Regions from separate parts of the Homo sapiens genome. Here all the other regions are linked to region 4. A link is a contact called in ENCODE Hi-C or POLR2A ChIA-PET data. All regions are on one chromosome and are shown on one strand. The core of a region is the stretch at or near the end of the contact, and the rest is flanking DNA. Distances in the headings are between cores, read along the strand shown. Region 1 holds the start of SLAIN2 (SLAIN motif family member 2). Region 2 holds the start of TMEM165 (transmembrane protein 165). Region 3 holds the start of OCIAD1 (OCIA domain containing 1). Region 4 holds the start of DCUN1D4 (defective in cullin neddylation 1 domain containing 4). Region 5 holds the start of PPAT (phosphoribosyl pyrophosphate amidotransferase).

What was found. A loop is a pair of places that touch in the nucleus more often than their neighbours do. ChIA-PET counts read pairs that join two places held with the same protein, here RNA polymerase II (POLR2A). Pooled maps may share reads with other maps.
Region 1: a map of CD8-positive, alpha-beta T cell shows a loop between it and region 4 (20-fold over the local background). The contact joins the promoter of SLAIN2 here to the promoter of DCUN1D4 in region 4. A Hi-C loop is called at or near these places in 1 of 168 maps with a recorded cell type or tissue (CD8-positive, alpha-beta T cell), 1 of 37 single-sample maps with no recorded cell type and 14 of 50 pooled maps. POLR2A ChIA-PET finds 5 or more read pairs at or near these places in 1 of 52 experiments (A673).
Region 2: a map of CD8-positive, alpha-beta T cell shows a loop between it and region 4 (13-fold over the local background). The contact joins the promoter of TMEM165 here to the promoter of DCUN1D4 in region 4. A Hi-C loop is called at or near these places in 3 of 168 maps with a recorded cell type or tissue (CD8-positive, alpha-beta T cell, ascending aorta and naive thymus-derived CD4-positive, alpha-beta T cell) and 18 of 50 pooled maps. POLR2A ChIA-PET finds 5 or more read pairs at or near these places in 1 of 52 experiments (HEK293T).
Region 3: a pooled map shows a loop between it and region 4 (26-fold over the local background). The contact joins the promoter of OCIAD1 here to the promoter of DCUN1D4 in region 4. A Hi-C loop is called at or near these places in 2 of 37 single-sample maps with no recorded cell type and 11 of 50 pooled maps. POLR2A ChIA-PET finds 5 or more read pairs at or near these places in 1 of 52 experiments (activated CD4-positive, alpha-beta T cell).
Region 5: a loop to region 4 is called in a map of naive thymus-derived CD4-positive, alpha-beta T cell, with 23 times the contacts of the local background. The contact joins the promoter of PPAT here to the promoter of DCUN1D4 in region 4. A Hi-C loop is called at or near these places in 1 of 168 maps with a recorded cell type or tissue (naive thymus-derived CD4-positive, alpha-beta T cell), 2 of 37 single-sample maps with no recorded cell type and 10 of 50 pooled maps. POLR2A ChIA-PET finds 5 or more read pairs at or near these places in 1 of 52 experiments (CD4-positive, alpha-beta T cell).

The regions. Positions count from the first base shown.
Region 1 is chr4:48,339,091-48,343,756 of GRCh38, reverse strand. It overlaps SLAIN2 (SLAIN motif family member 2), which reads right to left and starts at 2,228. Exons shown (of 8, transcript NM_020846.2): 1 at 1,629-2,228. The coding sequence starts at 2,017. RefSeq lists silencers at 1,748-2,057, 2,198-2,537 and enhancers at 1,368-2,281, 2,688-2,807.
Region 2 is chr4:55,392,863-55,397,524 of GRCh38, reverse strand. It overlaps TMEM165 (transmembrane protein 165), which reads right to left and starts at 1,568. Exons shown (of 6, transcript NM_018475.5): 1 at 1,129-1,568. The coding sequence starts at 1,335. RefSeq lists silencers at 893-1,362, 1,563-1,762.
Region 3 is chr4:48,829,198-48,834,204 of GRCh38, reverse strand. It overlaps OCIAD1 (OCIA domain containing 1), which reads right to left and starts at 3,117. Exons shown (of 9, transcript NM_017830.4): 1 at 2,956-3,117; 2 at 1,523-1,585; 3 at 724-804. The coding sequence starts at 1,580. RefSeq lists enhancers at 2,201-2,763, 2,764-3,327, 3,170-3,549.
Region 4 is chr4:51,841,491-51,846,382 of GRCh38, reverse strand. It overlaps DCUN1D4 (defective in cullin neddylation 1 domain containing 4), which reads right to left and starts at 3,230. Exons shown (of 11, transcript NM_001040402.3): 1 at 3,116-3,230. The coding sequence starts at 3,140. RefSeq lists silencers at 2,003-2,122, 2,673-2,752, 2,853-3,202, 3,293-3,342, 3,353-3,502.
Region 5 is chr4:56,432,403-56,437,751 of GRCh38, reverse strand. It overlaps PPAT (phosphoribosyl pyrophosphate amidotransferase), which reads left to right and starts at 2,137. Exons shown (of 11, transcript NM_002703.5): 1 at 2,137-2,402. The coding sequence starts at 2,275. PAICS (phosphoribosylaminoimidazole carboxylase and phosphoribosylaminoimidazolesuccinocarboxamide synthase) reads right to left here and starts at 1,492. Exons shown (of 9, transcript NM_001079524.2): 1 at 1,424-1,492. The coding sequence starts at 1,439. RefSeq lists enhancers at 522-1,405, 2,253-2,432 and silencers at 1,533-1,822, 1,963-2,162.

The DNA of each region.
Region 1 (4,666 bases), core at 979-3,478, 3.5 Mb after region 4:
TACTCAAATCTTCCTGAGAGTTACAAATACCTCTGACTCTGCTCTTGTAGCTGTCAAGAGCATAAAATGCCCTTCCCGCTCTTTCCTCACTTTCAGACTCCAAGCCACCTCCTCCTCAAAGTCTGGCCCAACTACTTTGGACTACTATTTTTTTCCCAGTTACTGAGCACTGTCAGTACTCTTTGTTCTATCACTCTTTGGGTAATTCACTGTACACTTTCTAGTTTATTTAACTGCACAAAACTTAGTTCTCAACAAGACTATAACTGCCTTATGAACAGGGATCAACACTTAAGAATCACCAGAATCTCCTACAACATCATATAAGAACTGTTTCTTGATTTAAGTAACTAGGCTTAAGAGTAACAAATAGCAGCTTGTTTTAGACAGTTTACTATGTGCCAGATCCAGCGCTAAATGCATACATAATTATCTTACTAAATTTTCATAACTCTATAGAGGTAAGTGCTATTATTTTCTCCATCAAATACAAGAAGAAAGTGAGCCTCAGAGTAACTTGCTCAAGGTCATACTGCTAGTAAGTGGCAAAACCAGGGGCGAACCCAGGAAAGCTCTTAACTACCTCAGAACACTGCAAAGTTCCAGCCCTGCAATACCAGAGTCTATGAATGATTTCGATTTCACTGTTAGAAGTTTTAATTTCAATAGAGCAGAGACATTTTAGCTAAAAGTTAAAACTTTAAGAAAAATGAATTAAGACAAATAATTGCCCACACACATCTTTATAATAAAACGAGAGGAAAAGCCTCCCATGTCCTATTTATGAAAGTGATATTAAGGTGGGGGGGCCACAATTTCATCAAGAAGTGGCTTATGACAATATAGCTTTGGTTTAAATTTTTAAATAGGACTCTTTTTCTCTGCCCCTAGAAGGACGTGGAAATGAAAGATGGATGTGATAACTGTCAATTCAGAGCTCTGCAAAACGCCAGACTCAATTCTTGTTTTAGAAAATAAGAGCCAGGGCTCGTTCCACCCTTGACTCTTCACACAGAGTAACAAAAAAAAAAAAAAAAAAAAAAAAGCAGCACCATCCTCTGCCCTCTCTTCACACAAAGCAAGGTTTACCCCACTACCCAAAGGGGAGTGCTGATTCATACGGTCTCCCCATCCCCGCCAGAAATGGGTCCCAAACACCAACCGCTGCATAGACGTAGACGACTCTGGTCTGCCCCTGACCCCCACACCTGGTGATACCTCATCAAGCAGACCCCTCTCCTACATCCAGAATGCCCAGGGCCACCATCCGAAAGCCAGTATCTTACACAAAGCAGGATCCCTGCCTACAAAGCAGTTTCCCACCTCCGACTCCTCCCCAGGCGAACAGCCCTTCTCAAGCTGCCCCAACCCACAGACCCCAATAGGGTCCAGCACTCAGAAGGTCCACAATCCAAAGGACAACGAGCTACAACCCTGTTACTTGCGCACGCCTCGAACCCCCAACTCCAGCTGACGTTCCCTCTGCCAAAGCAAGAAAACCACAAGTCGCCACAGGAGAGCGGACCCGGCTACACAAAGCGAGGCGCCCGACCAGAGGGACCCTCAGAGGACGCTCTCCGCCCCCGGGCCCGTCCCCGCCCAGCTCCTGCCCGGCGCCTCGCGCTCACCAGCTCTCCTCCTCCTCCTCCCAGCCTGACAGGCGCTCCAGCTCGTCGGGCCGCAGCGGCTCCACCTCGTCCAGCAAGCCGCCCTCGCCCGCCGCTAGCAAGGAGGTGGCGTCCCGCAGCTCTTCGCTACTCGTCCGCCTCGGGCCCGACCCGGGCCCGCCGCCCGACTTGGCGCTGAGGCCCAAGGGGAAGCCCCGAGGAGACGCCGCGCCGGAGGAGGGAATGGACGCGCCGGCCCGAACCGGGCTGCCGGGCCCAAGGGAGCCGGCGCCCTGCACGGCCCCCGAGCGGCTCCTCAGCTGTTCGTTCTGCTTCTCCAGCTTCTTCACCAGCTCCTGCAGCTTCCGCACCTCCTGGTCCGCGTTCACGTTGGAGTTAACGTCCTCCATCCCGGCCCCGCCGCCGCCGCCGCCTCCGCCGCCCGCTCGCTCTCGCAGCGACAGGGAAAGAGACGGAGGAAAGAGGCGTCGCCGCCGCTCACTCTAGCCGAGGCGCCGGCATATAGCAGGACCAGGCCCCACCGCCAGGGTCCCCCCACCTCGGGTTCCAAAGCGCCGCTGGCCCCAGCCGAACTGCCTCATCTGCGCCGGCTCCGGGATTGGGGGAGGCGGCGCCAATATCCGGCCCCTGCCGCCATCTTCCCTCCGTCCCTCCGCCCCCCGCGGGCCGGCCCAGTCGGTGACCTCAGAGCGTCGGGGGTGGACGCGGCCGCCGGCGGGCGCTGAGAGGACCCGGCGCCAGCTCGCGGCGGGGCGGGGCCACGGACGGGGCCTATGGGGCGGGGCCGGTGCTTGAGGGGCGGGGATTAGGCCGGAAGGGGCGTGTCGGCGGATGTGGGACGCGGCCGGGCTGGCTAGGGAGGGTCCCTGCAGAACGGGAGGCCAGCAGAAGGCTCGCGGCGGGCGGGGCTGAGGTGGCTAACAAGGTCCTCGAACAGCCTCGCCTGTTGGTCTGGGCGTGTGGGCGTGTTCTCCACCCCTTACAGGGAGTGTGGGACCCGCGGGCCAGTCTCGCCCTTGTTCCGGGCCGGATCTCGAGTGGGCGCTCAGCCCGGCGGTGGAGAGACAGTTTACTTTGTTCAGCAAATATTTAATCGATGCCGACTTTTAATTGGAGATTGTCTCGGCTGGCAGGAGCCTCTAGACTGCCTGTGTCCTGTTTCTTCCCCTGAAAATAAGAAACCCCAGTTTCAGACAGTTAAGAGAGGTCTAAGGTCAAAATAATCATAATTTCTTGAGTGCTTCCTACTGGCCAGACAGTGTGCTAAGCACTTTTAAAGGCATTATCTCATCGGTTAAAACATAGTTTTCCCGACTTAAAGTTTACAGCACACTGGGGCGGAAGCGGGGGATAGTAAACCGCTTCTCTACTCCCTTTCTCCGTTTATTGACTCACACTCTGTTCTTTGGATCACTTCCTTCGGAAAAAGTTCCTCGTAGTGTGTCTTGACTTTTTTAAAAGTTGTATGTTAAAAGTAGTTAAACACGCTGACAGATACTGAAGAATGAAGAAAATTGTAAGAATGTGAAGTCTGCCTTTAGAATGCGGCAGGAAACCTAAACAAAACTTAAATGCTTTGTTTTGATCACATTATCACAGTCGTTGGTCTTCAGAGGTCAATTGTGAACGGCTTTGGCTTGTGTTTGCAGCTTTTCTTCAGTTGCCGCCTCCACCCTTAGTTTAATAACAATGATCCAGTCCTGTTACACCTGAGTGTGGACTCATGCCATGACTGACTTGCTTCTACCCTTTAGCTTTTCTAGTGCCATATTCTCCGCCTGCCATATCTGATTCTTTTCTTAAATCCCATACTCTCTCATTCAGGAAACCTCTTCCCAACAATTCCACAAAGATCTAATTATTCTGCATATTCTAGCACTACGTGATCAATAGTTCTCAATAGGTGTTTGCACTTTTTTTTAAATTGCTTTTTTCTCTAAGAATTATTTTTCGTTTGTTTTTGTCTGTTTACTTGATTTAAGGACACTTCATTTTTGCTTCCCATGTCTAGTACACTGACACAGTGGACACTCAATACTTGGTTTGTTGAAAGTTAAGTAGACTATAAGTTCTACTTAAAACCACGTAGCTATTTATTCGTAGCAAAAAACGTATTTGTGTTAAAAGTTTGCTGGCTAACTATAAGTCGAGTATTTTTCTAGCTATACAGACCTAGTCAAAGGATGTGATTGTTTGCTAACATAATTGTCAAGTAATATATATTATCTGTGTAATGCTCATCTAAATATCATTGCTCTTTCTGACCAGTCTGAACTTGTTGCCGGAGGGTTAAAAATCATGACTACTTCACGTGTAGCAGTTTTCACTTGCATTCAATGCTTTGTAAAATAGATTCCAACTAGTCAGTTTCTATAAGGCGAACCCTTCAAATATACTCCTTGAAAAGAACAGTTCACCGGACATTATGAAGTTAGCACTAATGTTTGTGGGGCAGGAAAAGCTGTTGTAGTGTGGAACAATGAATTAAGAATCAGAAAGCCTGATGTCGGGTTCTAGCTGTAGCATAAATGCACTTGACCTTGATCGCTGCTCTCTAATCTCTGGTCCTTAGTTTACTTTAGAATGCGTGAGTTGGAGGATCTCCAGTATCTCTTCCAGGATGAAAAAGTAAAGGATTCTGGTGAGGCCTCATGGTTGCAAAACATGAGAGTGAATATACTTAGATATATAGAGAAGTTCATAGTGGATAGATATACTTGGATTTTTAAATTCTATTGCCTTACTCAATGTCTTACCTTTTTCATTCAATAAATATTGAATATATCTACTATATGGCAGGCACGAATTTAGATATTTGGATGTTTAATAGGCCTCTTAAGTATCAAACAACATTCAGTTCATACACACACATACACACTACACAGCATATACACACGCTTAAATCTGCTTGTCCTGTAGTCATCACCATTCCAATAAATGACAGCTCTTCTAAATGCTCAGACCAAAAACCTTAGGATAATCCCTACTCCTCACTTTCTTTCACCCACCAAATCCAATCTTTAAGCAGGTCGTGCTGG
Region 2 (4,662 bases), core at 319-2,818, 3.6 Mb before region 4:
GCTTCAAACTCCAGGTCTTTTTTTTTTTTTCTTTGAAAAGGTCTTGTGTTAGGGAGGAACTGGCAAGAGAGCACAAAGCCTGTCCCAAAGGGCTCTTGAAGCACATTCTTTTTTGCAGATGAGCATATCCCTTTAGCATATGAGCAAGAAAGCGGTGGCTAAAAAGCCTGGAGGTGAGCTGGAGCCAGATCAGAAGAAACCTGAACATCACTCTCCTAAAAAGGCTGGACTGAAATTAGTGGAGGCAACTCACCGACGACTTCTGACAAGATGGCAGAATTCAATGTTCGGGAAGATTAGTTACGTGGAGATGGGCTGGATGTGGCCTGGGTGGGAGTGGGGGTTTGAGTGCCACACTGGCCGGGATTCAGGGAGCAGATACTGGAAATGACGACAAAGCCCACGACTGGGAGAAGGGAGAAATGTTAAAACGCTGCCAAGTGACTAAGGACTAATTCTATTAACAGATTAAAAAGTTGATTTCTAGTATCTATTCAGGGAAGGACAAAATACAGGATTCTGTTTTACTTATAAATGTAGTTTTGGCATCCCACATCGCTGCAGCACGCTGTACTGCCGGAGACTAATTCCTCTGCGTTCCTAAAGGCTACTTCCTGCTAGCCAAAGCACATTTTTAAAAAGTGAGAGTCATGGTTCATAATCCATATTTGGCAAAAAGCACAGGCAGTGCCAAGTTGAATTTGGGTAAGCAGTTTGGCATAAGCTATTTCAACAATGAAATGGCCGATGTGATGATCCTCAGGGAATACAAAAAGCCTCCTAGCAGCCTTCTGTTAAAAACTTTTTGGTAGGGATGAGTCTTTCTAGCTACTCTAAGACACATCTGATCAATAAAACGCCCATCCCGGAGCAGCATCTTGGCCCTCCGGAGATCAACGTTTATAGCGGGCTCCTCTTGGACTCTCCCTCTCCCTTTCCCTAAAGGAGCGGGCAAGACCAGGCCTCACCGGAAAACAGCGCAGCCGACCGCCCTCCACCCCGGGAGCAGGGGCCGGGCTCCCCTCCCCCAGCCGAGGCCGGCGGAGTGCGGCGCTTTCAAAGGCCTGGAGCCTGGTACTCGGCGCAGCCGGCCCTGCAGCCTCGCTCGCCCCATCCCGGCCCGCTCACCTCGACCCGGGCCGGCTCGGGGCCCTGCACAGCCACAGGCTGCGGCTGCAGCTGCTGGGCCGGCGCCGGCGGTTCTTTGTTCCGGTGGCTAAGGTCTTCATCTGGGCCGGCCCGGACCGCAGCCGGGGCCCACAGCAGCGGAACCAGAAAGAGCAGAAGCAGCCGGGGCGCCGATGCGCGGCCGTTCCCTGGAGCCGCGGCCGCCATCCCGCCTGCCGGGCCGGCCGCGCACGGGCGCCGCAAGAGGAAGTGCCGGCGACGGGAAGCCTCGACCCCGAACAGCCTCCGCGGCGCGTCCTCACGACTCGCCGCCGCCGCCGCTTAGGGAGCAGTCAGCACCATCCGGGAGGTGCAAGCAGCGGGAGTGAGGTGAGGGGCAGGCCGAAGTCCGCAGCCCCGGCTCGGCGCCCGTCCTCTCCGGCGGCGGCTAAACTGGAGTCAGCCAGCTGCCTCGGCGCGGCCCAGCCCCGACTCCTCCCGGCCCCGTCCCTGCCCGCGACGGCCTCCCATTGGCCCGGCGACCGCCTTGGCGTCGTGACGTCCTCTGCCAGGTTGAGGTGCGGCGCGGGCCCTCCTCCCATTGGATCCGGCGCTCCCGGCAGGTACCCGGCGCCGCGTGTCCTTCCTCTGCTCGCATCCTCACCGCGCCGCGCCCGGGGCTCCCTTTCTCTCTCTGTGCCCCACCGTCCCAGGACTGCGAGGTCCTTCACTTCTGCTTCCTCCAGAGCCTTCCGCCGTAATGTCCGCACCCGCTGTTCCCTGCGCTTAGTCTCTCTTAGAGGTCAAATTAGTGCGAGCGCCTCTGGTTACGTGGCGCTGACTCGCAGGCACTGCCACGCCCAGCTCTGTTCCGCTCTCCCCCGCCGAGCCTCTGTGCCACCCTCCATGTGGCCACCTACCGCCAAAAACGTTCTTAGGAGCTCAAAATGCTATTTTTTTTTTAAAGTTCTGAAATGGGATTTGGAAATAACATGACATTTTTCAAGCCTTGTTTTAAGATACTGCCTATAATTACCCCAGACCAAAAATGGCTAACGTTGCCCTTGTCCAGTATGGCCTTGACGTTTTGGGTGCATCTTGTTTTGTGCTATTCCTTAGACCCTTTAAAAATGCTGGGCTTTTGAAATGGACTGTTTAAGACTTTTGCAGGATGGAGCTTTGAGTGGGCAAGACTAGAAGACAGGAAAGGATGGTCTTGAGTTAGGCTTGAGAATATTTTTACGTCTTCCCAAAAGAAAAAGTGAGCTACTTAATTACCATAAGTTTGAGACCTAGTCCCTAATAAAAATCGATAGTGCTAACCATGTGCCAGGCACTAATCTAATATTATACATATTTACATACAGTAAACCTGTACTCAGTAAAGAGCTAAGGAAGTTTATCACTAACTGAAACAAAAAATTAATCCACCAAAACAATCTGTGGGAAAGTGGGCAAACCTACTTTGAGTTCACCAAAGATACAGTGTTTGTCACAGGATAATAAAATTTCCGTCTGTTTTTTTGTTTTGTTGTTTTCTTTGTTTTTGTTTTTGAGACGGAGTTTCGCGCTTGTTGCTCAGGATGGAGTGCAATGGTGAGATCTCGGCCCACTGCAACCTCCTCCTCCCGGGTACAAGAGATTCTCCTGCCTCAGCTTCCCGAGTAGCTGGGATTACAGGCATGCTCCACCATACGCGGCTAACTTTGTAATTTTAGTAGAGATGGGGTTTCTCCATGTTGGTCAGGCTGGTCTCGAACTCCAGACCTCAGGTGATCTGCCGGCCTCGTCCTCTCAAAGTGCTGGGATTACAGGTGTGAGCCACCGCGGCCGGCCTCCGTCCATGTTATTCTGTCCGTAATTCCCCTTCTTCCATTCTCTCCTTGTAAACTCCTACTCATACTTCCAAAACCTATTCAAGCTTCCACTCTCAGAACTTTTCCCCAACACATGGCGTTACAGAATTTGTCACTTGTTCCTTCATGTTATTGCTTTATGCATTCTTCTATTACTGTGTAAGTAGGATGCCTCCACTTACAGTTTGGGGTGTGTTAAAAGAAAAACCTTAGACAAATTAAACTTAACAGCGTTTAATCAAGCAAAGAACCCAAAGAATGATCTGCAAATCAAAAAGACCCCAAATCAAAGTAAGTTCAGAGAGGCTCCAGTCTTGCCGAGTGGTCGGAAAAAATAAAGTGACTTACAGAAAACATAATTGAGGGACAGAAACAGCTGGATTGGTTGTAGCTCAGGTTTGCCCTATTTGAACACGGTTTGAACAGTTGGCCACTTGTGATTGGCCAGAACTCTGTGATTGGTACAAGAATAGGTTACAGTCTGTTTACATACCCAATTAGGCTACAGTTCACCATGTATGGGGAAACCTTTAGGCCTAACTTAAAATATGTAAGGAGGCAGCTTTACACTAAATTTAACAGATGCAACTATCATCCCTGGAGTGCAAATGTTTGAGCTTTCAGAAGCCAGTAATAACATAAAACCCAGAAGCCCAAACTTCAACTACCTCCCCTTAATGCATACAGGATTTGCTGTGCTTAAAAGGGGCCTGAAAGGGAGGCTTGAGGTCCCAAGGGAGGGACCTGAAAGGAGCAGCTTAGGCTGAAGACAGAGCCAGAAGGGTGAATGTAGCAAAACTGGCTGTGTGTCCCTCATTGCTGAAAGCTGCTTTGTTTATTTTCTAGGATGGGCTGCCCACACTCCAGGGCTTTCTCACAGGAAGGACTCCTGGCCAAATTCAGTCATCTCAACATATGAGGCAGTGAGGACTTCTGGGCTACAGCTGCAGGATGCTGAAGCACCAGCTGCTGAGCATGCAGTGGTTCAGGGGCAAGGCAGCAAAGCTATTTGGCAGAAGATGTAACATAAATGGAGATAGAGCATTGGCGAACTGGCACAGTGGTGTCAGCAAAGCATCAGAATCTGGGCCAGAGTGAGACCTTTCTAGCCTGCCCCAGTGTCACCCTGATCCAAGGGCCTTCAGGTGCTGCCAGGCTAGGCTCTAGGTGTCTGATTCTCATGGGATCTGGTATTTCTGTTTCCACACACATCTACCTCCTGGGATCCGTGCTCAGGCGTGCTAAATCGAGGCTGGCTCCAGTTTTCACCACCTTGAGGGTTTAGAGCCATCATCCTTCTAGTCCTCATTGGTGACTAACTCCCTTAAAAAAAGCAATTAAAAAACTATAGGAGCTTTCCTGATACCTTTCTTGAAGGACAACTGAAGCTACTTATTTAACCCCCTACCCAATAAGGATGTGGGTGGCGCAACAATTCCAAGATGATATATTTTTTAATCATAGCCTACACCGATATAGTCTTACTAAAATGTAACCACTGTCAGGCATCCTATGGAAAGAAACCCTACTACATGTGCATTACATTGTATTTTATTTAATTAATTTATTTATTTATTTTTGAGGTGGAGTCTCGCTCTGTTGCCCAGGCTGGAATGCAGTGGCAAGATCTCGGCTCACTGCAGCCTCCGCCTCCCGGGTTCAAGCAATTCTCCTGCCTCAGCCTCCTGAGTAGCTGGGA
Region 3 (5,007 bases), core at 1,868-4,367, 3.0 Mb after region 4:
AGCGAAGCTCCATCTCAAAAAAACAAAAACAAAAACAAAAAAAAATTCATCCTCCTTTTTACCTGAAAGGACTACAGTTTCCAAGTAAAGCAATACCAATTCTTTGTTAAATAGTGAGAGTATATTTTGTATACTGCTTCCAACAATCTCTGTATTTAAAAAATACAATCTTGATATATATATATACACAAATATATATATATTTCTTTAATCAGAAATCAAGAGCTGGTAGTATAACAACATTTCACAATGATAAAATGGGAACTAATCTGCTATTATATAATGGTTAAAAGCATTAAGAGTAAAATCTGTTTCAGACAGACCTGTTTTCAACTCCAAACATCGTAATTTATCACCTGTGTAACACTAAGTGTTGCCATTTAACATCTCTAAACCTCAATTCCTTCACCTGTAAAGTGAGGGTAATAATAGTTATCAACCTTATTGGGTTGTTTTTATATAATCTATGTACACACAGTAAATGCTAACTATTACTATTATCAACAAAATTACCTCATGGTTTTGTTAAAAATCTGGAAATAATTACTTTAAAATGTGTGCAATTCCTTTATCTCCTTAATCTCTTTTAACAACAACCACACTATGCAAAAAGTTTGCCAATTTGTTCTATACGGAGTTATTATAATTTCAGGTTCAAATTCAAGTCAAAATTTCAGGTACAAATTTTGGATCAAATTATATTAATTAGAAAATTGAACTCACATCTGAACCAGAAGCTTTCATCATTGCATTCTGCGAAGACTCTCCTTTCTTCCTCTGTTGGAATGTAATCAGGCCCTATGTCTTTTTACCAGGGAAAATCAGAAAACATTAAATTATCCATAATAAAACTAGGTCTGAAAAATTATCTTAGCCTAAACATTAACAAGAGGCACCCATTTTTTAAACTCAAATAATAAAACAACTGGCTTATGCACTTTTTTTGTTTTTTGAGACAGTGTTTCACTCTTGTTGCCCAGGCTGGAGTGCAATGGCGCGATCTCGGCTCACTGCAACCTCCACCTCCCGGGGTTCAAGCGATTCTCCTGCCTCAGCCTTCCGAGTAGCTGGGATTACAGGCACCCATCACCACGCCAGGCTAATTTTTTGTATTTTAGTAGATACGGGGTTTCACCATGTTAGCCAGGCTAGTCTCGAACTCCTGACCTCAGGTGTTCCACCCATCTCAGCCTCCCAAAGTGCTGGGATTACAGGCATGAGCCACCGAGCCAGGCCACTTATACACTTTCAACAAACTTTGACTTCAAATAGAATTAATGCTACTATCTGCTAGTCAGGACTGGCTACCTAATGTGCTGGGCCCAGTGCAAAATAAAAACGTGGGACTCCTTATCCAAATGATTATGAATTTCAAGATAACAAGACTAGAACATGAAACCAAGTATGGGGCGCTGTCTGCACATGCCCATGAAGCCAGCCCACCTGCCACTGTTACTCAAGGCAGTGAAAATTCCTTTACATAGGAAGTGCTTCTAATTATAAATACTTAATAGATAGTTACGGGGAATTGGTCTTGGAACCTCTGCATTCGGCTCTCGAAAATCAGCCCTCCCATTCATCTTTCCTGTATCAAAAACATTACATATTAAGTATTAGAAACTATCACTAGATAGGTCAAAGTAAATCAAGACGTATGATATAGTAAAACTACTAGTCTACACAGCAATCAATCAACAAATATTTATTAAACACTACTATATCTTACGTACTCCACATGTAAATAGCTAGATGAAAAAGTAACAGACCTACTGATTAATTTGGAACTCACTATTCAGGTTAAGTCCCTTAATTGAAAAAGCATATGCGTTTTATAAGTTTATAATTTTTTTTACTATCAAGATATCAATAAAATAACAGACATATTTTTTCCTCCTGGAAGTGGGTTCTTTCACATCCTATGTTTTGGTCGTTTCTCGAATCTATGCCCAATGATTAGGATAATTCCCCAAAATAGAAGAGAAAAAAAATTTCAAGTCATTTCTGAGCTTCCATATTAAAAAATGAAATAATCATCAGAAACATTCAACCTCTCCCACAAAGGAGCACTCCAAAATTATGGAATAACAAAGACGACATATCCTTCTCCCTGTGAGGTAAAACTAACAGCAAATTCTGTATCTCCAAATTTCCTTCCACCCCAAGAATATAAGAAAAAAATGCATAAAATTCCAAGAATATACATTTTTTATTTGGTTCTTTTTTTAAAAACTCATATATTGGGACTCAGACCAACAGATCAAGTAACCGTATTTTACAGAACGTTTACGTGGGATCATGATTATTCTCATTTTAAAAACAATTTGCATGGAAACAGGAAATGGCATACACAATGAGGACAGCAACTGAGCCCTTCCATAATTCATTCAGTCAATAAGCCATGAAGGCCTACTACATGCCAACCCCTTAATTAGAGAAAAGAAATAAAAAAGGTCAGCTGAATTCATGGATGGATGGAGCCTGCTGAATAAACTACCTTTACCCTACAACCGTATGAGAAAAAATGAAACCCTCTTATTTCCCATAACGGCATCCTTCCTAGAAACACCAGGAAGACTGTCAGGGCTGACACGGCGCTTAAGACAATACCATTTTAAGTTCTTTACACAAAACAACGCTGGATTAAAGCCTAAGCGGCCTACAACCGCTGATTACCGCACTCCATCCTCCACCCAGTGTCCGTCTCCCACCTGCCGTTACAGACTGAGCAGCAACCCCACACGCATCCGTGACCACGAACTTCCCCAGCTCACACCCCCAGAAGCACTCCGTCGCCTCCCGCAGTCACCGGCACTCAGGAGGCCGAGACCCGAGCGCGATCTGTCCACCCTCACAGGCAGGAAAATGGCGGAAGGTGCGAAAGTCGTGGATGGCCGCAAAGGTGGTGAGGGGATACGCGGAGGGCAACAACGGGGCTGTTTGCGTCACCTCACCCACCTCCCGACGACAGCAGCAGGCGACTGCAAGGAAAACCAAGCGATCAGGGGCAGAAGGCCCGGAGGGTGGACTCGAGAGGGGGCAGGGAGGGAGAAAAGTGCAAGGTACCGCGGGGAGGGGGAGGGGTAGAACAGCCGCAAGAAGTCATCCAGACAGGGGCTCAAAATGACCGCGACCCGGAGGCACTGTATACTTACGGCAGGAAATGACGTCAGACCTCACTGCGGGTCTGAGAGCCAGCAGCCTAGGAATAGACGCATGCGTATACTCGTCCCTTTGCCCTTTCAGGCAGCTGCGGCCACGAGCCGCACTGCGACTGCGCAGGCGACAGCGGCGGACCAAGAACCCTGCCCCGCCCCTTCCCTGGATGGCGGGGAAGGGGGTTGGGAGTAGGCTTGACTTTGGGCTGTTGTGATGCACCTCTCTGGTCTTCTCGTGGCGGCTGGCGGGAACGTTCCGGAACCCTCTGTTGTCCCTCTTTTGAGAGCGACTTTATAAATTATCTCTTTTATGAGATAATTTCATTCTTTGAGCCTGTAGGCTAAGTAGTAGAAAGTAATTTTTAAGCATGCATACCTGGTTATTTGTCACACCCTCTTGATCCAAGTTTCCAACAAGTTCTACAACCTCTGGCAGGGTACCGTGATCTCTCTGAGGCTACGGTTTTTCTCACCTGAAAAGTGGAATTACATATAGGGTTGTTAGAATTAAAACAACACATCACTGTCTATTAATGAGGGGGCTCACGACTTCTACACATCAGACATGGTGCTGCCACACCCAGCCAATCAGCATTTTACTCATTTTCATACATTCCTTCCTGAAGTATTTATTAGTGCCATGTACTGCAAGTTATTAGTGACTAAACAGTGGGCAAATCCAGTCCTACTATTTGTCAACCCCTCAAAGCCTCTCAGGTTTCTCATCTCTTTCTGAGCCCCTTTGCCACTTTATCATTTAACATTTATTCTCCCGAAGACATACTTAAGGGAGACAGTCACGTGAAACGAATCCAACGCTGTGTTTCCTTCCTTGGAGTCTTTTGATAGCTCCAGTCATGCACCGAATATAAGGCCCATCATGGCCTGGTGGTGCCTGTGCCTTTTGAGCGTCACTTTCTTCTATTTCAGGGTTCACTAACAAGAAACAGCCTGGAGGTCTTTGCCCTCAGTGTTCTCTGTGCACTGTTTCCCCAGTACAACTCTACTCCCTGCTTTGTCAATTCTAACGATATTTCAAAATTCTGCTTTTACATCACCACCTTTGTGATGCCTTCCCTGAAATACACCCCAGAGAAGTAATCACTCTTCCTTCTTAGTCCTTAGCTTGTCCATACTGCTGTCACTGCAATGTACTTTTGCACTGAATAGTGATCTTTTTTACTTACGTCTGTCTCTGTTACAGAGCTCCTTTAGGACAGAGATGTTGGCTTGTAAGTCTTTATAGAACCAAATAAATCCCTGAGATAATCAGTATTAGTAACTAATACTCATTTTGTTCCTGGGACAAGCTAATTTACTTCTGGGCCCAGGGCTTGTGCAATTGCTGTTCCCTCTTCTAGACCACTGTTCTTCCAGATGTTCAACGTGGCTTTTTGTCTGAGACTTCAGTTGATGTCACCACATCAGAGAGGCATTCCTTGACCACCCAATTAACATGGCACCCCAGTCACTCTCCATGTTACCTTGCTTATTGTTTTCATAGTATTTGTTATGGTCTAAAACAATGATTTGTTTGTGTATTGTCTCTCTTCACTAAAAAGGTCTATGACAGTAGGAGCCGTATTTGCCTAGCATCAGTGATTGGCACATGATCATATGAAGCCAACAAATATTTCTTAAATGAATTTGTTGAATGCATTTTTATAGGAGAAAAAACAAAAATAAGAAAATTAAAAGACATTCTAGAAGAAACAAAAATAAAAAAATTAGAAGACATTCTAGGTGGTGAGCTTTATGTTAAAGCAAAGTTTTTTGTTGTTTTTTTTTTTAGGACAGGGCCTTGCTCTATTGTCTAGACCGTAGTACAGTGGTGCCATCTCGGCTCACTGCA
Region 4 (4,892 bases), core at 1,981-4,480:
GAAAATGAGGCAGGCCTTCTTTTCTGGCAATGTTACAGACAAGATTACCTAAAAATCCTTCTTAATATAAAACAGTCAAAAATTCTGGATAACGTGTAAGAAACATCTGTTTAAATGCACAGCTACGTTCACAAGAAAATAAAGGACCTCCCCAAGCGCCAAAAATCAAAAAGGAACCTAAAAACCAGAGCAGAAAGTGTGTAGGAGCCTAGGGCTTTGGGGAATGGAGGGAGGTGGGCTATATGTGTATAAAAAGCACCTGCCCTTTGGGATATAATAGAACAAAAGAAAAAGAGAAAGCTATGACTAGCTTCATATTTTCTTTAAAAACACCATTTTGAAGACAATTATAGCTCTTGCATGTTTTTCAACCTCATCACTTTACCCTCTGCAAGAAAAAATTCCAGAGTTAAGTGCACATTTTTGTACATATTTTTATATTACCAAGAGTTTCCTGGATATTTCACCACACGATTAAGTAAAATATGACAGATAGATATAAATGATCTCCACAAGAACACCACACACATTGCCCAATTTTTCACTCATCATGAAAAGAACCATCAAACAATCAAGTATCCAAGTTCAGTATGTTTGTAACCACACCAAAAGGTTTACAAATCTTAGGACTTCTTGGTAATATTTTTATCATCAGAAAAATTACAATATTCTTCTAATGACTATGTTGCAAGTAGTTTCATAATACCTTATATATTACATACAAAAATCTATCATCTCTGCATTAATCTTAGCCTTCTACATTACAGATTCTGGAGTCCCTTCCCTGTAAACAGTAAAGGGAACTGGTGAAGGATGTGACGTTTAGGGAGTCTACTTATGGAGAGGAAGGTTTCTAGTATTAAGGAGAGAAGGAATTGCAGCCTGCAGCTAATAATAAAACAAGCAAACAAAAAAAGTCTTATGGTTCTCCACTTTTTACAGTTTTCTTCTATTCTCATTTGCTTTCCAAGCTTCTTCGAAAATTGAAGACGTCACATATTACCTTTGCTCACCTTCACATTTCCACCCTAAATTCCACTAACCCACCTCCATCACTCATTTCAAGACAGTTATTTTTTCAAACACCCCAAGAAATACCAACACATAGTTTATATTATCGTTACAAGGGTTACGTGTACCTCCACTGTGTTCTCATATTTATGCAAGGGAATGCTGGAACCCAGTGCTTACACACACTGGATGCCAAAATTAAATACACCATTCTAAAGGCTGCTTTACATTGTGTTGCTTCTTAAATGTTTTCCCACAACCCGTGCGCATGATGGTACAAGACCAAGCATTTATTCCACAAGTAAGGCCACAAAATGCAGGGGGAAATTCACTTGGGGACCAAGAACCTAAGCGTGAAGAGGGCTGCGCCTGGCGTGGGCTCTCCCTCTCCCAAGGGAGAAGGGCTGGGGAGTCGCTCCGTCCCTGGGAACTCAACCGCCTCCCGAGAGCGCGCAGGAGCTGGCCGGGGAATAAAGCACGAGTTGGCCGAGCAGGAAGGCTCCAAGGGCGCGCTGCATGCCGGGACCCGTTTCCACAGTTACCCACGTGCACCCAACCCAACCGCGGCCGGGCGCGGCCGCGACTACAAGTCCCAGAATTCGGCGGGACCGCCTTTCCCCTTCATACCCGTTGACTGGAGACAAACCCTAAAGGAAACCCCTCAAGCGCCCTCCCAGCACGCCTGGGAGAAGTCGCGCCCCCCGGGCGTGGGGCGCGGCCTAGGGCCCGGCCATCCCTCTAAGGAAGCGGGTTCCATGGCACCAACCCCCACACCTGATAGCCAGAAATTAGACAACTGCGTCACAGACTATCAAACCCACGGACTGCCAGGGACCCCGACACCTCCCCGGCGCCAAGCCCCCGACCCGGCCATCAGGGCCCGACCCCTCCGGCTCCCGCTGCTGAAACCCCGCAGCCCGCACCCCTGCCCCGCCTCCTAGTCCCGCTGCCGGAGCCCGCGCCAGCGCTGACCTCGCTTCCCGCCGTCCGGGGGGAACCACGGCCAGTTCCAACCTTAGGGCACTTACCCCGTCTCCTCCACCTCAGCCCCGCCCCCTCCTCTCTCCGCACCCCGAAGCTTGGACTCCCCCCTTCAAGGGACCCTGCCTCGACAGGGAGAGGAAGTACCTCCCCTAAGCACAGTCTGACACCCCCTTAGCCCGGCTCCGGACCGAATCTGGACGTGACAGTCCTCCTGCCCAACTCCGCCCCACCTCCCCTTCCTCCCCGACTAGCTCCTCACCCCCATTTCATATTCTCCACCCCTGCCCCCACTCTGCCACCCCAAATCCTACCCACCTTTTTCTCCTCTTCCTCCCAATCGCCCTACCCTTCCACACCTGCCCCATCTCTTTACCCCAACATCTTCCACTCCCACCACTCTCCGTTACCCACCGCCCTTCCAACGCCCCTCCCGCCCCGCAGGACTCCCCAACTACCATTACACCCCAGTCCCTCCCACCACCTCGCTTTCCCGTTACATCAGCCCTCGTCCAGTCGCCCGCCCTCCTGCCCCGCTCGGCCGCTGCCCCCATTCCCCCACCCCATTGTTCGCCGCCCCCCCCCCACCCCCCCGCCAACCAGCCCTTCTTCCCATTGTCCCCGCCCCCGCGCCCCCCTCGCACTCACCCGCCTTTCTCACGGAGCCGCCCGCACCACTCAGCCCTTTGGAAATCCTCACCCTTGTGCCCCGCTCGCTCGCTCGCTCCCTCCCTCTCCCCGCCGGTGCCACCCCCCCACATCCCCGGCCCTGCCCGCTACAGCCCAACGCTGCCTCCACCTCCATGCACCCCGGACACTCCGATCTCGGCCCTTCATCGCACGTCCAGCCCTCCCTTCCCCCAACACTGAAAGAGAGCCAGTCCCCACCCCCCTCACCTCCGCCCTCCCCGCAGGCCGGTCCCTTCCCCCCACGCCCGCCCCCGCCCCACGCCGCCCGCAGCGTCACCGCCCGCCCCGGCCCCGGGAGGGGAAGGGGTGGTTCCCAGGCAGGGGCTCCCGGCGCGTTTCGGGACCCGAGGCGTGGGGCGGGGACTGCGGGAGCCGAGTGGCGAGTTTGGCAGCCGCCCGGCCCCGGCCCGCTGGCTGGCTCTCTGCTACTCACTGACAGCGGCGGCATCCGAGTGCATTTTCAGGCAGCTCACACCCGGCTCGCCGCCCAGGCTCCCGCGCTCGCCTCGCGGTCCCCCCACCAGCTCACTGCACCTCGGCTCGAAGCTGAGGACCCGCCGCCGGGCACTCCCAGCCCGCCCATCTCGCCTTCTCCATTGGCTAAACCGCGGCTCAGGGGCCGCCCTGCTGCGTCTCTCATTTGACAAAAGGAGTGCCCATAGCGCCGGTCTGGAGCTGGCAACGAGGCCCCGCCCCCCACTGGCCAATACGATTGGTCCTGGGGCCTTGTCTCCGTAACGCCCCTGGCGGAGGCCATGCTCCGGAGCAGCGGGTTGGGCCCGGCTGCTGTCAGTCACCCCCAGGGGTCCGAGAGCGCGTGTAGGGGCGAAGCTGGGAAATTGGTCCACCTTGACCCTGAAACCCCGCCCAGTGGCGGGCGGGATTGGTGGAGCTGGAGACCCACCAAGAAAGATGGGTCGGCGTCTGAAACAAAGCACGCGAAGTGTTTCCCAAAGAATAGAGCAGCGCAGCGCAGTTGGGGGCGGCTCGTACCAGCTGCTGGAAGTAGGGAAATGCGTCCGTCCCTAGCGCCCGGCGCGACGCGGCCGGGTCTCCCGCCACTTGTCCCACGACACTTGTCCAGTTCGCGCCGAACTCGGACTGGGACTTCTCTTGTCAGCTGCTTCCTACCGCAGGAAACTGGATTAAGAATTGCCGCGTCTTAATTTCCAGCAAACCTTCTGGTGGGGAGCAAATTTCCATTTCTCCTACGAAGATCCATCCTCTCCCCACTTTCGAAATGTACTTCTTTTCCAGAGTCCGCATACTTGTTTCGCAGAGTTCGCACACTTCTTTCCTCTAGTCACTAATGTCTGTTAAAGAGGCTTCGAATGCCACGAGCATTGTCCGTCACACACATCTGTATGCCCCAGACATCAGACAGAAATACAGGGCCGCGCTCTGAGCTGCGGACTGAGCCTAACACATGGACGAGTCCAGGGGGCAGACCACCAGCCCGTGAAAGACCCCCGGCGGCATCTAAGAAAACCTGTCACTCCCGCGGAGAGGCCGTCCAGAAATTGAAACTGGCTGTTATTTGGCAGAGGGAGACGTTAATTTTGGTGAATTCTTCTGACCCTAAGTCAAGAATTCGCACCATTTCCATGAGTCCTGCCCTGATTTTTCAATACTTGAAGCTAACTTATCACACCGCATTATGGTAACAGAACAATATTTCGAGATATTAACGGAGGATTCCCCCCACCCCAACCCACCCCCACCCTACCCTGCCTCCACCCTCATCCCAGCCACCAACTCCAACAACAACACACCTACAAGGCATCCCCATATCCTAAGGCCCTGGGCCATCTGGGAGCCTCAAAGAGTAGGTGACACCACAAATCACAGGTAACAGAACGCACGGTCTTTTTGGTTTTAGATTTCTACAGCCCAGGCTTTTGGGTTTCCAGGCTCTGAAATTTAGATTTTAAATCAGGACACAAATGTTATGCTATTTGGAAGGGGCTCAGACAAACCAGTTTCTGTGTCCCACAGCACTCCCATGGTAAAATGCTCCCTCCATCTTAATCGCTAATTTCTCTTTAATAAATTACATCCTTATAATACTATTTATATAATATTTTTATCATTCAAACATTTATGAATCACTTTATGGAATCTCAGAACTGTACCTGAAGTTATTTATTATTTGCTTCAGGTTCTTTCGCAAGACAAGAATCTCTCATAGAACATCCTTATTGATCACCTTT
Region 5 (5,349 bases), core at 888-3,387, 4.6 Mb before region 4:
ACTCCCCGGTTCAAGTGATTCTCCTGCCTCAGGTTCCCGAGTAGCTAGGATTACAGGCATACGCCACCACGTCCAGCAAATTTTTGCATTTTTAGTAGAGCCGGGGTTTCACCATGTTGGTCAGGATGATCTCGATCTCCTGACCTCGTGATCCGCCCGCCTGGGACTCCCAAAGTGCTGGGGATTACAGGCGTGAGCCACAGCGCCCGGCCTGAGTCTACAGCTTTTTAAAATCTGAATTCAGTTACTTTCTATGTGGAAAAGAATGTACCCAGCAGCCACAAAAGCAATTTGCCTCACTATACATATAGCAACTGGGTGTGTGGAAAAAACCAGCATTTGTTTTTTTCCAGCATAAATAGCAAGAACAATCTTTCCTGATAGTGCAACTTTTTTGCCTAAAGGTTTTGGAGTTCTTCAAAGCCATCGTGGCATCAAAGACTACTGGAACGAACACACACACACACACACACACACACACACACACACACACACCATCATGGCATCAAAGACTACCTAAAAACAGCCCCCCTCCCCAGCCATCATGGAATCAGACTACTTCAACACGCGCGCGCACACACATACACACCCATGACATCAAAGACTACTTAAACACGCACACGCACGTACACACACCCCAAGCTATCGTGGCATCAAAGACTACTTCACGCGCGCGTGCACACACACACACACACCATGGCATCAAAGACTACTTACACACACGCCCCCTAGACAGGTTTTTCTTTTTCTTTTTTGAGACGGAGTCTCGCTTTGTCGCCCAGGCTGGAGTGCAATGGCGCGATCTCGGCTCACTGCAACCTCCGCCTCCGGGTTCAAGCGATTCTCCTACCTCAGCCTCCTGAGTAGCTGGGGATTACAGGCGCGCGCCACCACGTCCAGCTAATTTTTTGTATTTTTAGTAAGAGACGGGGTTTCGCCATGTTGGCCAGGCTGGTCTCGTACTACTGACCTCAGGTGATCCGCCCGCCTTGGCCTCCCAAAGTGCTGGGATTACAGGCGTGAGCCACCAGGCCCGGCCTCTAGACAGGTCTTTCAAAAGTTTCAATTATTAACCTTCTTAGAAAGGTCATTAACCTAACGGGCAAAGCAAGACTCAGGTTTTGACGAATCAAGACTGATTTGCTTGTATTTTGCAATAGCTATTGATTATAAATAATACTTCCAGGCACCTTTCCACCCCTTGGCCATTTCTCGTTCTCCTCTACTTTGCTCCTTCTCCCCATCCCCGAGGCAGTAAAGTTCGGGGAGGCCCGGGAGCGCCTGGGCCACGTGTGCGCCCGCGCGGCTGCCTAGAGGCGCTGCTGCAGGGAGGCGGGACAGAGTTTCGCGGCTCGCACGTGGCCGCGAGCTCACGGCCTGGGGGTCAGGGAGACCGTGAAGGGCCCGGATCCCTGTTACTCACCCTCAGCTGTCGCCATTATCCTAAGTGGGCTGAGGGCTGCGACCGCGCCGGGAAGCGAGGCAGAACTCTAGAAAAGAGGGGTGGTCAGAGAGCTTCGCTGGGCGGGGAAGGAGGCGGGGCCGCGCGACCCTGCGCCACTCTTTTCGAGCTCCGCTACAGCCGCCTAACCCGGAGGGGTATGGGCGGAGACTGAAACGCGGATATCGGACGAAACAACGCCCCACTGGCTTCCCGCCGCGCAGGCGCAGAGACGCGACCCCGCCTCCGGGCCGCCCCGCGCTGGCGCAGTGCCCGGACAGGCGAAAAGTGGCGCGCACTGGCGGCCCCTCCCCACTCTGCGGAAGCTCGCATACCCCGGCCCCTTCTCGGCTGCGGGAGCGACTCAGAAGTTGGAGCGTACCAAGTCTTGACGGCCTGGGGGAAGCATGCAGGGAAGGGCATATGAAGGCTAAATGCTCTGAAAGAGAAATGAGGTTAAGTCCGTTACTCCCATTACGCTACTGTTGGGTGCTGGAAAATAACGGAGATTTCCACGTGCAGCAAATACAGCTTTCCAGGCAGCTCTTAGGGGAAGGCTAGCTCCACCCTACAGCATCCGTGACCCCGCCCCTCAGCCGCGGGACCGCCCCTCCGCCCTCGCTCGTTGGTGGACTCGGAGGGGGAGGAGCAGGGCTGAGCTGGCCACGCCACCTAGGGACAGCGCGCGCCGCCGCAGTAGCTGGGGCCACCCTCGGGAAGGAAGAGCCTGTCGCGAGCGCGAGCTTCTGAGCTCGACGGGCCGAGCTGGCAGCTGGTTGGTGCTTACACCTTGGCCGCAGCGGCAGGTCCTTCCACGTGCTTTCGGCGGCGACATGGAGCTGGAGGAGTTGGGGATCCGAGAGGAATGTGGCGTGTTCGGGTGCATCGCCTCAGGAGAGTGGCCCACGCAGCTGGATGTACCGCATGTGATCACTCTGGGACTCGTGGGGCTGCAGCACCGGTGAGCAACAGGGTGGGGGTGGCGGGGGCGTGCGTCTCCATCTCTCGGAGCCGCTTCCCGCAGTCGGCGTTCTCATGAGCGCCCGAGGGCCCGGGAGGACCGACCTCTCCGACCTAAGCCAGTACCTGCCTGTGGCGTCGACCGGGTTGCCTAGGCGTGCACGAGGGGCACCTCGCTTCCATGAACTTTAGCCTGTCCTGCCCACCCTCCCAGCCACTTATGCCTTTTAGGGGCTCTCTCCCTCCCCGCCCCCCGGTGTGTGCACCCATCCAGAGGCTGGCCAGCTTGTAAACCGCCGGTTTGCTTGGTCTAGCTGGGTCAGGGCTCCTCCCCGACTGCAGGCGGGTTCTAGTCTCCCGGAGCCTGTGGCTGCTCCTGTAATAGGCTAGTGTGGCGTGGCGGCCAGTCCAGGTCCTTCAACACCTAAAGGTTTTCGCGCGGGGCCTCCAACCACCACAAGCTTTTGTTTGCAAGGGCAGAGCTATTGAGCAGATTATGGGTTTGAAAGTAGTTATCGCTATGGGAACTTGAGGATGCTAGACTTCAGACCCAGGGAAAGATGACTAGTTGATGTTGAGAATGACTACTGGTAGTAGATCTCACATAAATTAAATGGAAATAAGCCAACCATAGGGAACAGTGCATCTGGAAAAGATTCATTGGTAGACGTCTTGCCTAATGAATGAAAACGTTGGTAATAACATGACAAAAATTAACTCCCTTCTTCAAAAGGGGGACAGGGGAGTAGTGTCTCTATGCCAAGATCCATACACTTGATTTTGAAAAATTGGGAGATCCTTTCGAGTTAAAAAAAATTACTTTGCTTCGGTGATCTTTCCTTTTCTTACTACCTGACTTAACTGGAAGTTGATATAAATTATTACACTAGGATAAGAAAAACAAACCTGGGTTTGATATTCTTACTGAAAGTATTACAGTTTCCATAAGGCAATACAGTGGTAACAACTTACACTACAGTTAAGGAACTTGGCAATAACACGTAACAGCAAAATGGGTGCAACACGTATAAACGCATTCCAAAAGATTAGCTTTTCCTCCACCAAACTTAAATTAGAAGTATTTTTTGCTGTTTTCATTGTCCCAGGTACTTCAATTTCAGTTTCACATTTTGTGTGTTCCTTGTTTACTAAAGAGCTGAGAATGTGGGAAGCATCAAAAAGAATATTTTTAACTTGCGTAGCTCCAATCTTGGATAATTGTGGGTTGACCATAATAGATTTCTTGTTTTTTTTAAAAAAAGTTTATTGAGAAAATTAGTTACGTAATCCAAGGAGAAAGTAAACTCTTGATTATGTGGTAGTTGTGAGCAACATTAGTTTGTAACATTCTTAGAAACTATGGCCAGGCGCGGTGGCTCACGCCTGTAATCCCAGCACTTTGGGAGGCCGAGGCGGGCGGATCACGAGGTTAAGAGATCGAGACCATCCTGGCCAACATGGTGAAACCCCATCTCTGCTAAAAATACAATTAGCTGGGTGTGGTGATGCGCTCCTGTAGTCCTAGCTACTCCGGAGGCTGAGGCAGGAGAATCGCTTGAACCCGGGAGGCTTAGGTTCCAGAGAGCAGAGATCACGCCACTGCACTCCAGCCTGGGCGACAGAGCGAGACTCCGTCTCAAAAAAAAAAAAACAGTTGTTATTTTGGATACTCTGTCATGGGGGTGAGGGAGAATCTAGAGGTCTTTAGGGTTGCCTGGTGGTCTGTAGAAAATATGTATGAACTGTACTTCACTATATTTACTTTTTTTGCCAAAGTTATTCAAGAAATTTTCATCCCCCTTTCTCCTTCCCTTTAAATGTGTGCCTGAAGAAAAAGAGGCTTTTTTTTTTTTTTAACTTACATGTTAGCACTGGTTGGAGTTTTAGTACCCAGTTTAGGAAAATACTTGGTATTCATGGTTATAGGTTTTTTTTTTCTTTTTTTTTTTTTTTAATGAATACCATTTGATTCCTGGTTACATATATCTGTTTTCTATAGTTGCTTTTCTGTGAAAGAATTGTAAGATTAAATAATACCAGATAAGGGCAATAATGATGTGATTATGTGGTTTTGAGGAACAAATGTATTACTGAAAAACAATTTAACATTTCTCTTGTGTAGGCATAGAATCATTAAGGTGCACAAAGAGGGCTGGTTCTCACCCATAATCAATTCAAAATTTTACATGAGCTAAAGTGCTCATCCTTTGGGAGGACTGATTCTGCTTGGAAGAACAATGACACTCCCTTATGTCTTGGAAATACAATTATCTGCTGCTCGAAACTGATAGATAAGGGCCAGAATAAAACTAAGAACTTTTTCTTTTAGTTTAGTTTTATATATATATATATAAAATACGTGTGTGTATGTATATATGTATATATATATCGTACTCTGAGAAGTGGTGGTCTGTTGCAGAAAGCTCTGTTTTCACTTTCTCACCCTCATTCACTCACTGGTTAGTTTTAAAACAACTGCAAAAAGGTTTGATTGTGTTTTTTTCCTTTTTGATGAAGGAATTTATTTCTTATATATTATCTTCTTGATTTTTTTTTTTTTTTTGAGACAGAGTCTCGCTGTCTCCCAGGCTGGGGTGGAGTTCAGTGGCGCAGTCTCCCCTCACTGCAAGCTCCGCCTCCCGGGTTCACGCCATTCTCCTGCCTCAGCCTCCCGAGTAGCTGGGACTACAGGCGCCCCCCACCACGCCCGGCTAATTTTTTGTATTTTTAGTAGAAACGGGGTTTCACTGTGTTAGCCAGGATGGTCTCGATCTCCTGACCTCGTGATCTGCCCGCCTTGGCCTCCCTTTTTTTTTTTTTTTTTTGAGACAGGGTCTCACTCTGTCACCTAGGCTGGAGTGGAGTGGTATGATCTGGGCTCATTGCAACCTCCGTTTCCCAAGTTCAAGTGATTCTCGTACCTGTCTCCCGAGTAGCTGGGATTACAG